2 separate regions of the Homo sapiens genome follow, and region 2 is linked to region 1. Evidence: chromatin loops called from intact Hi-C (ENCODE). Cell type or tissue: natural killer cell. All regions are shown on one strand. Links, peaks and the distances in the headings refer to the core of each region. The heading gives the core; the rest is flanking DNA.

Region 1 (4,384 bases), core at 205-4,204:
ATCTGTAAAGTCAGCATCCCCTGTGTGGTCCACACCTACATTGAAAAATGGGATCTGACCAGGGCTCTGGAGGCCTCCTGCTCCTTCTGAGGCACTGCCCCTTCCCTAGGGATGAGTGCCTGGCTCCTGGTGCCATAGACTGCTCTGTTAGTTTCGTTCTTCATGTGTATAAACAAGATCATGTAGTATTCACTCTCTTGTGTCTGGCTTCTTTCACTTAATGTTATGTCTGTGAATTCATCCGTATCATTCCATGTGTAAGTAGCATCTTGAGTAAAATTTTTCTGTCTAGTTCAGAGGACTGGCTCTTCCAGGCTTCTTAGAAGCACCCATTTATTTATTTATTTAAGTTTTTTATTTTTTGGAGGCAAGGTCTTACTCTGTCACCCAGGCTGGAGTGCAGTGGCTCAATCGTAGCTCACTGCAGCCTCAACCTCTTGGGCTCAAGCGATCCTCCCACCTCAGCCTCCCAAGTAGTTGGGACTACAGGTGTGCACCACCACACCCAGCTAATTTCTAAAAACTTCTTAGAGACAGGGTCTTGCTGTGTTGACCAGGCTGGTCTGGAACTCCTGGCCTCCAGTAGTCCTCCTGCCTCAGAGTCCCTGAGTGCTGAAATTACAGGTGTGAGCCACCATGCCCAGCCAGAAGCATCCATTGAAATATAGGTGACATACTAGTAAGAGATACTTGTTATCCCACCGTCAAAACTGATCCCTAAGGAATTTTTGTATTTTTTGTAGAGATGGGTCTCACTTTGTTGCCTAGGCTGGTCTGGAACTCCTGGGCTCAAGCGATCCTCCTGCCTCAGACTCCCAAGTAGCTGTGACTACAGGCATGCACAGCCATGCTTGGAAAAGGTCCCTAAAGAATTCTAATCCTCCCTTCCCCATCATTCCAGTTTGCGGACATTTTTTAAAATAAAAACTAAAGGGGAAAATAAAGATGAGATCACTGGTTGCCTTGTAACCAGTGTTTTACTGTATTTGATTTATTTGGCCTGTAGGTGTTTTCCATTTGGGGAGCTAAAGACCCTGGGAGCTCAGGATTTCAAGCAGTTCACAAATCTGCAAATGTTCATCCAACATGAGCTGTACTTATACAGTTTCTCTCCATGTGGGAAGTCCCTCAAAGTCCTTAAGAAGGGTTATCCTACTTGAAAAAGAAGAACTATGTTAATAAAAACAAGAATGGTTATTGGGAGATAAGGGCAGGCCAACTCCAGATTTATAAAGTTGAGACTTTTTACACTGGCTGGATTCCCAGTCTCTGCTTTTAGTCTCCTCAGGAGAAAACAAATTCTTGTTGCAATGAAGAGCCTCACACATTTCTCCAAGGAGCACGTCAGCGCTGGATTTAGGGCTCCCAGTTACCTTACAAAAAAAGTTTTGAGGGGTTTTACTTGTTTTATTTATTTTTTTCTTCTTAATGAACAAATTATGGTGATGAACAATAAGCTTTGTCCTCCCCTGTTGCTCCAAGAGCTCCTTTCCCACAGCCTGCCTCAGGAGCAGTGTCTGAGCTCTTCCCTGGTTGTTTCACATGACAGTGGCCTTGCTGAAAATGAAGGTGCTGAGTGGTTTCTCCCATGTTTATCCACTGTCTTCAGTAATGATGGAGAACACCTCACATAAGGCAGACTCTTCACACCATGTCAAAATGCAAGGAAAAAATCTCCCTCAAGTAGACACACAGGCCACTGTCTGTCTCGTGTCTGGTTCTGATGGCTGCACAGAGCCATCGACACTGCTTAGCAGTGACCCCCTCTGCCCTGTGGCCTGCCTTCAGCCTTTCAGGCCGTCACGGAACATCTGCGAGAAAGCCCTCCAATAGCCAAAGCAAGAGTTTCATGCTGGGTTCTTTGTTGTTAATCTGCTTTAAATATATTGAATCAATAGTTACTTGAGAATTACTCAAAGTTTCCAGAAGTACACAACGTGTTTTCTTCTCTTGATATTTCACATACCTCGGGTAAGCATGGCATCTAAAGCTCTCGTCATCGTGTGCTCTTCTCCTGATGGTGTTGACGACCCAGTGTTAACAGGGAATGGTTATTCTGTACGGGCATCTGAACTGAAAAGTGAGAAGAGCGAACTTTGCCTCCTCGGCCCCTTCTCTGTGCCTGTGGCTTATGCGTGTGCCCCTCTCCTCTTTGTCACTGCTTCCCTTGCCCTGGATGTGGTTGGTGCACTGGGGTCACCTTAGACCACAGGAAATGTCTGGTTAACACACGAAGAGATGGAAACGCTCGCAGCCACGCCGCAAACGGTTAGTCACGCCCCACAGCCTGCACTCCTCCCAGCGCGTTTTCCACTTAAGACCGTCTGGGTTCTTTGCCTTTTTGTTGAAAACAAAATGTTGTTTTCCATTCAGTCGTTCCAGATAAGTATTTCCTTTAGTTATTAGTTGAAATGTGTAAGTAGAATTTGTATTTTATTTTAGATTTTTTCCAGGAACTTCAAGTTGGTAGACTCTGTCTTTTAGAATAGCTTTAATCTAGCTCTCCTTTTGGAGAGATCTCAGTTGAGCCTCCATGTGACTGACTGTGTGGCCCTTTCTCCTTCCATGAATATGCTTGGCACGGAGAGAGTCTGCTCCTTGCATGAGAAGTTGAAATTGTTGGTTTTGCATGAGTTTTGCATGATGCTTTGATAGTCTGAACTTTTTCACTCAGTGAAGCTGCATCTTCCCTGCAGAGTTGCGTTGCCTGCATTACCGAGCTCACCAATACTAATAGTTATGTTCTTTTGCATTCCTAACCACGTAACCCCAGGAAGATGAGGAGGGAAGCTGGGCTCAGGTTGGAGTCTTTCTCTAATATATTCTTCACTACATGTACAGCAGCAAAAAGCAATTGGAGTATGAAAACTTGTGTAATCTACTTTTTTTGATGTTTATAGCATCTTAGTTTATTCGGAGTACAGGATTGTTAATGATTTGAAAGCACTGGTCAAGCAAAACATAGCATCAAAGAGTACGTCTCATGGACAATTTTGAACATTTCTCATATGGTGCCATGGCAGTTATTTTTAATTAATATAGATTGCTTTGTTTAACATATGATCTTGTATACAAAGTCTTGTGGCTTAGGCAGCTTCTGAGATTATGTATGTAATTTCCTGGTAGGGTAATGTTATTACAAGATATACTGATAGGGAAATTGTGCTCTAATAAATTTCCAAACACAAAAATTGGCATAATGACTTTTCCTCTGTGCCTTTGTGTTGATTTTTTACTAAATACTATCCTAATACTATGTCCACTTAAAGATTTTCTTACTAATGGAATCCTAAGGAATTAAGCCTCTTCTTGAGTACTGTATATTTGAATTTTCAGCTTCTCAATTCTTTAACTCACCAAAAACTCTATCCCAACTGTTTTGCATTCTGTATGTTCAGACAGCTTGCCGAAATGTCGTGCGACGCCACTGGCCTTCTGTGGTCAGGGTGTATGTCTCAGTGGCACATTGCAGCCATGAGGCGTGGACAGGCAGTTCTAGAGGCTTTCCCGAATGGACTGTATTTGAGGGCTTCAGAATAATCATTATATATCTGAAAAGAATCAAAAGGATTTTAAATCATAATTTTCCTGATTACGAGGTGATGGTTGAAGCAGCTGTTTCCTTCTCTTGGTACTCCTAAAATCTAGCTCATTAGACTGTCCCCCCACCTTTTTTTATTTTTATTTTTTATTTGTATTTTTTAACAAAATAGAGTAGCTATAATGTGATTCTGTGGGCTTTTTTCTCTCTTGATTTAAGCATTCTGTGCCTCTCCTCCAGATAAATAACCTCATTGTTTAACTTGTTAGATATCCCTTTATAGGACCAATAATGACCATAAATGAATTATACAGGGTACATTTCATAATTACTTAAATTTCAGTATATTTTCCACCAAGGAGCAGAATTTGGTTAATACTTCAGTATGAAATTGCCTGAGTCAGGGACAGGAAGTGTAAATTAAATAAGCTTAACCTTGCTCTTTGCGGTGGAAATATAAACAAGACTGAGCTGTGGTGATGACTCCAGAACTAGCCGACATGCAGTCTAGTGGAAGCTCGTATCACTTTTCCCTCCTTCCTGTCTTCCAGATGGGACTGCCACCTGCTGCCAAGGGCAGTACACAGTGGCCAGCTCTTAAACCAGGGAGAACTTTGAGCTGCGCCGAGAGACTAGGGGAGGAAGACATCAAGGCGTGGTCAAAACCATTTATACCTCATTTAACAAAATTAGTAAGAGTGCTGGCTGCGTGGAGCATCTATGAGCAGGACACCCATGGTCCCCCCGTCATGGAGCTCCCATTTTATGGAGTTCATAAGACTGGGTTGTACTTGTGGCTGTTTCAGTGCTGGGAGTAAACACTGTGCAGTGGGTGTCTCTTCT
Region 2 (4,384 bases), core at 147-4,146, 59 kb after region 1:
CGCAGACTGCATGGAGATGGCAGTGGCTCTCCGTGGCATCACTGCTGCATGACAGTGTGACTTTCATGTGGATCTGTGTTGCTGCAACGGAAGTCTTTGGCTGGTAGAATTTCCACATGGATTTTTTTTTTCTCTTAAAAAGCAAGAGAACAAACTGCGATTGAGCCTCTTTTTAGCGCTCAGTAGAGCAGGCGCACAGGAAGCAGATGAGAATAAGCCCGTGCTGGTGCGGAAGACTGTGCTATTGAAGTGGCGCGTTGCAAAGGCCTGTCCGTGCCCTCTTTCCTCGCTTAGCTCCTGCCTGCTGCCCGCCGCCCCTCCTGCCCCTCCTGCCCCTCAGGGAATGCTGAAGCCTCTGCCCCTGGCCTGTGCTCTGCTTCTCACTGCCTGTGTCTCACGACCATGGGTGGAAGCAAAACTTGCCTTGCAAGTGAAGCCTCGCTTGGCCATTCTCGTTTCTTCCCGCTGTGGTGCACCTTCTTGGGCTGTTTCTGGATCTGTCTGCATGCACCCACGGCCACCCCCATGCTCGCCTCCACCTCAGAGTAAGTGTTGTGTTTTGCCACGTTTCAGACTACTCCAAAGGATTCGGCGGGAAGTATGGGGTGCAGAAGGATCGGATGGATAAGGTAAATATTCCAGCCCCGGAGCTTAGTGTCTTCTGCCTGCAGGGGCTCTTGGTGGGCGTGGCTCACCGTGCTGGCCAACATCCACGCGCTGGGGTGGGGCACAAGTGATTTCCGTCGTGGTGGTGGTGGTGGTGGCGATGACTGACTCGGACAGTCTTGTGCTCCTCATGGCCGTGCTGTGGGATAGGCGCTGGCACCGGCCCACCTCCTAACTGGGGGCCCCAGGCCAGGCAGGCTCAGCACCTGGCTGCAGCCATAGGAACCCAGATGTTTAACATGAGAGGTGAGAGCCTCGAGGGCTCATGTCCATTTGAACTTAAATTCTTAATAGTAAATCAGATTGGAACCTGAGTGTGTTAGACTGCGTGTGGGGCTACCTCGCTGGCAGCCAGCGCTGCGTGTGCGGTGATGAGCCATGTCTCCCGTCTTCAGCCTCGTAGAGACGCGGGCTCCACACTGCCTGCTCCTGCGCGTGGCCTGTGGTCAGGGGTGGCAGGGTCAGTCCTTGCCTCGCAGCTGACCACACAGCACCATCCAGGGGCGTAGGCAGGCAGAGCAGGTGTTCGGGCTGGGCTCCCCAGGGAGCAGTAGCCTGGGCTCATTTCTGAGGGCAGGCGCGAGTTCACCAGGAGAGAAGGCTCAGGAGACCACGGAGGGGCGAGGTGTGGGCCTGGGTGGGACAGGAGTCACTGCAGGTTCTCAAGGAGCCTAGCTGCAGAGGGAGGGTGGGGAGCGGGGATAGAGCTGGCCCTGGAGAGCCCCACACACCACAGAGCATTCTGCATGTCGTGACATGCGTCACACACCACAGAGCATCTGACGTGCGTGGCCCCAGAAAGGTTAGCAGGCAAGGAACACTGGGGGGGTCTACTTTGAGAAGCCCCCGGCCTCAGCGTGGAGTCTGGGTTGTGGGGGTTGGCCTGGGCAGAGGGGTGTGGTCCTGAAGAGAGCTGGAGGGGCTCGGGTGGTGGAGAAGCAGGGCATGGTGTTTGGCGCCAAGGGACGCAGGGGAGGGAGCAGTCGGGTGGATGTGGGGTGGACGTGGGGCCAACTGTGGAGCCGAAGAACTGGGAGGAGCAGATGTGGGTGTCAGCGAGAGAGAGCTGGGGTAGGGCCGGGGCCGGGTCCGGGTGGCGTGCAGAGTTGGGAGGGGAGTAGGCACGCGGTCAGAGGACACTGGGCAGGGGGACCCAGTGAGGTAGCAGGGGCCTTGCAAGGCACTGGGACAGACGGAGGGAAGGAGCTCCCCTGTGGGTGAGTCAGAGGTTGTGGCTTTGAGGCCGGAACCTGAGGGACTGCCTGTGTTGTGGGTGTCTGTGGTCAGCATTGCTGGTGTTGGCGGTGACCGCTGAGCTTGTGAGCACGTGAGGAGGCAGTGTGTGGGTGTGGCCTTTCGTGTCATTGTCTTTCATCCAGGAGGGGGTGGAGCTTCTCTCTCTGTTTGCTGTGTGATGGAGGAGTCCAAGGCTTAGAGAGGGTGACGTAACTGCCCGGGTCCCCATACATTGTGGGGATAGGGCTACAACCCAGGCTGGGAGGTGAAGTTGCCCCCTCAGGGCAAGGTGATGTCTGCAGAGGGCCCAGTGGGTGATGGGACCCAGTAAGGCTGATGGCCTTGCCTTTGAACAGGTGCAAGCAGCTCAAGGGACATGGAGTAGACGCTGGAGCTGACTGATGGGAGGAGGGAGCGGGGTCCGAGGAAGGACAGGCGGGCCAGGAAGGGGGCAAGCAGGAGGTGCTGGGCAGAAAGGGGCCATGGTATGGGGGCTCTGGTGGCTTCTGAGCCTCAGGTGTTCTCATCAGAGGTAGTGAAACCCACAGTGAAACTGGGTACGGCCACTGGTCTCCATGAGCCCTGACAGTCTCCACCTGAGTCAGCACGTAAGAGTCATCGCCGTCGCTTGGTCAGACCATAGTTGAGTCCCCTGCAATGCAGAAAGGTGTGATTGCACCACTGGGTAGTGTGTAGGACGGGCCACTGGAGGCTTGCATGTGTCCCCAGCGTCTTCGCTTCCTGTAAATGCTCACACCTCTGGGTGGCGACGGAGGGTGGGGAAGGCTTGAGGCTGATCCCAGAATTGGTTTGTGGTAGAGCAGATGGAGATACATGCATTTCTTATGCTAATGCTGACCCACGATTGCCTGCAAATGTGGTTGGTAATAGTTTTCATGCCTCAGTTAGTTTGCAAAACCGAGAGGCCATGAAGAGTGCTCTGGGCTGTGTGGCTGGGCCTTTGGGAAGATCTGGGGAAGGCATTTGCATCTGGCAGGAGCTACCACAGGGCATGGAGAAAAGAGAAAAGTGCTCTCCTGACGCCCATGTCCTGTCTCTGCAGAATGCGTCAACCTTTGAGGATGTCACCCAGGTGTCCTCTGCCTACCAGAAGACAGTACCTGTCGAAGCTGGTGAGTCCCGGCTGATACCAGGAGCACCGTGTGGTTTCCCAGGAAAACACTGAGGGGAAGGACAGTTGTGAAACAGCCAGGAGCAGATGCACCACTAGTTGAAAGCGTGGTTGTTGCTGCGTATTTTTGGGAAAGAAAATGATCGTTCTGATGAAGATCTTGTTTCTCCTGCAGAGGTTTAGAGTCACCTTTTAGACGCAGCATGGTGCAGCCGTTTCAGTGGGGCCCGTTTCAAGGGGCTCTTCCCAGAGCAAAGGGGCTAAGTGCACATTCACAAGGGCCTCCACACTGCCAGTGACCAGCTTCTGGGAGCAGCTGGGGCCTGCCCAACTCCCTGAGCCGCTCGGTCGCAGCTGTGACAGGAGGAAGACATCATGACGTCGATGTGCAGGCGACAGCAGACATTCTCTCTGCTGCTCGTTCTTGGGCCCTTGACAGGGAGCTCGAAACCTGTCCTTTTCTGTGCTGGACACACGATGGAGTCAGATGTGGGCCCTGCCCCGGAGAGTCAAGTAGTTGGGGAAAATGTTATACATACATGAGAGCAAGTGCTAAATTTAACACAGGATGCAGAGAGCCACCACTGACTTCCTTCAGGGGCTATGGACCCACAGTTCTCAGAGATTGAGGGCCCAGGACGCTTTGACACTTTGACCACTCGTGAGAACCCCCAAGATGTTGATGTATTTGATGACATTGACTATATTAGAAATTAGAGGAATGTGGCCCGGCACAGTGGCTCATGCCTGTAATCCCAGCACTTTGGGAGGCCAAGACGGGCGGATCACGAGGTCAGGAGATCGAGACCATCCTGGCTAACACGATGAAACCCCGTCTCTACTAAAAATACAAAAACAAAATTAGCCAGGCATGGTGGCGGGCGCCTGTAGTCCCAGCTACTCGGGAGGCTGAGACAGGAGAATGGCGTGAACCCAGGAGGCGGAGCTTGCAGTGAGCGGAGTTTGCGCCACTGCACTCCAGCCTGGATGACAGAGCGAGACTCCGTCTCAAAAAAAAAAAAAAAAGAGAGAGAGGAATGGTTTATTTATTTATTTATTTTGAGACCGGGTCTTGCTGTGTCATCCAGGCAGGACTGCTGCCTCAGTCTCCTGGGCTCAAGCAGTCCTCTTGCCTCAGCCTCTGGAGTAGCTGGAACTATAAGCGCATGCCCCCTGCCCAGTTAAATTTTTTTTTTTTTTGAGACAGAGTATCACTTTGTCGCCCAGGCTGGAGTGCAGTGGCGCGGACTCGGCTCACTGCAAGCTCCGCCTCCCATCCCGGGTTCACGGCATTCTCCTGCCTCAAGCCTCCGGAGTAGCTGGGACTACAGGCGCCTGCCACCACGCCCG

What was found. Hi-C counts contacts between places; a loop is a spot of excess contacts. Peaks named below come from ENCODE experiments on the same cell type or tissue, not always from the same donor. Only the 100,000 strongest peaks of a DNase experiment are listed, where the experiment ranks them.
Region 2: it touches region 1 in a loop (9-fold over the local background); 1 of 110 quality-filtered maps calls a loop at or near these places.

Annotation. Positions count from the first base shown.
Region 1 is chr11:70,363,168-70,367,551 of GRCh38, forward strand. The region is part of intron 21 of PPFIA1 (PPFI scaffold protein A1); the gene reads left to right. CTTN-DT (CTTN divergent transcript) reads right to left here. Exons shown (of 3, transcript NR_186321.1): 3 at 1-3,551. Among named protein-coding and RNA genes, the nearest start is that of CTTN-DT, 33 kb to the right of the region's middle. In natural killer cell, for the core only: no CTCF peak of the experiment used is centred there; a DNase peak (open chromatin) is centred at 2,214.
Region 2 is chr11:70,422,367-70,426,750 of GRCh38, forward strand. It overlaps CTTN (cortactin), which reads left to right. Exons shown (of 18, transcript NM_005231.4): 12 at 574-629; 13 at 2,966-3,035. Among named protein-coding and RNA genes, the nearest start is that of CTTN, 26 kb to the left of the region's middle. In natural killer cell, for the core only: no CTCF peak of the experiment used is centred there; a DNase peak (open chromatin) is centred at 1,965; H3K27me3 peaks cover 1,616 bases.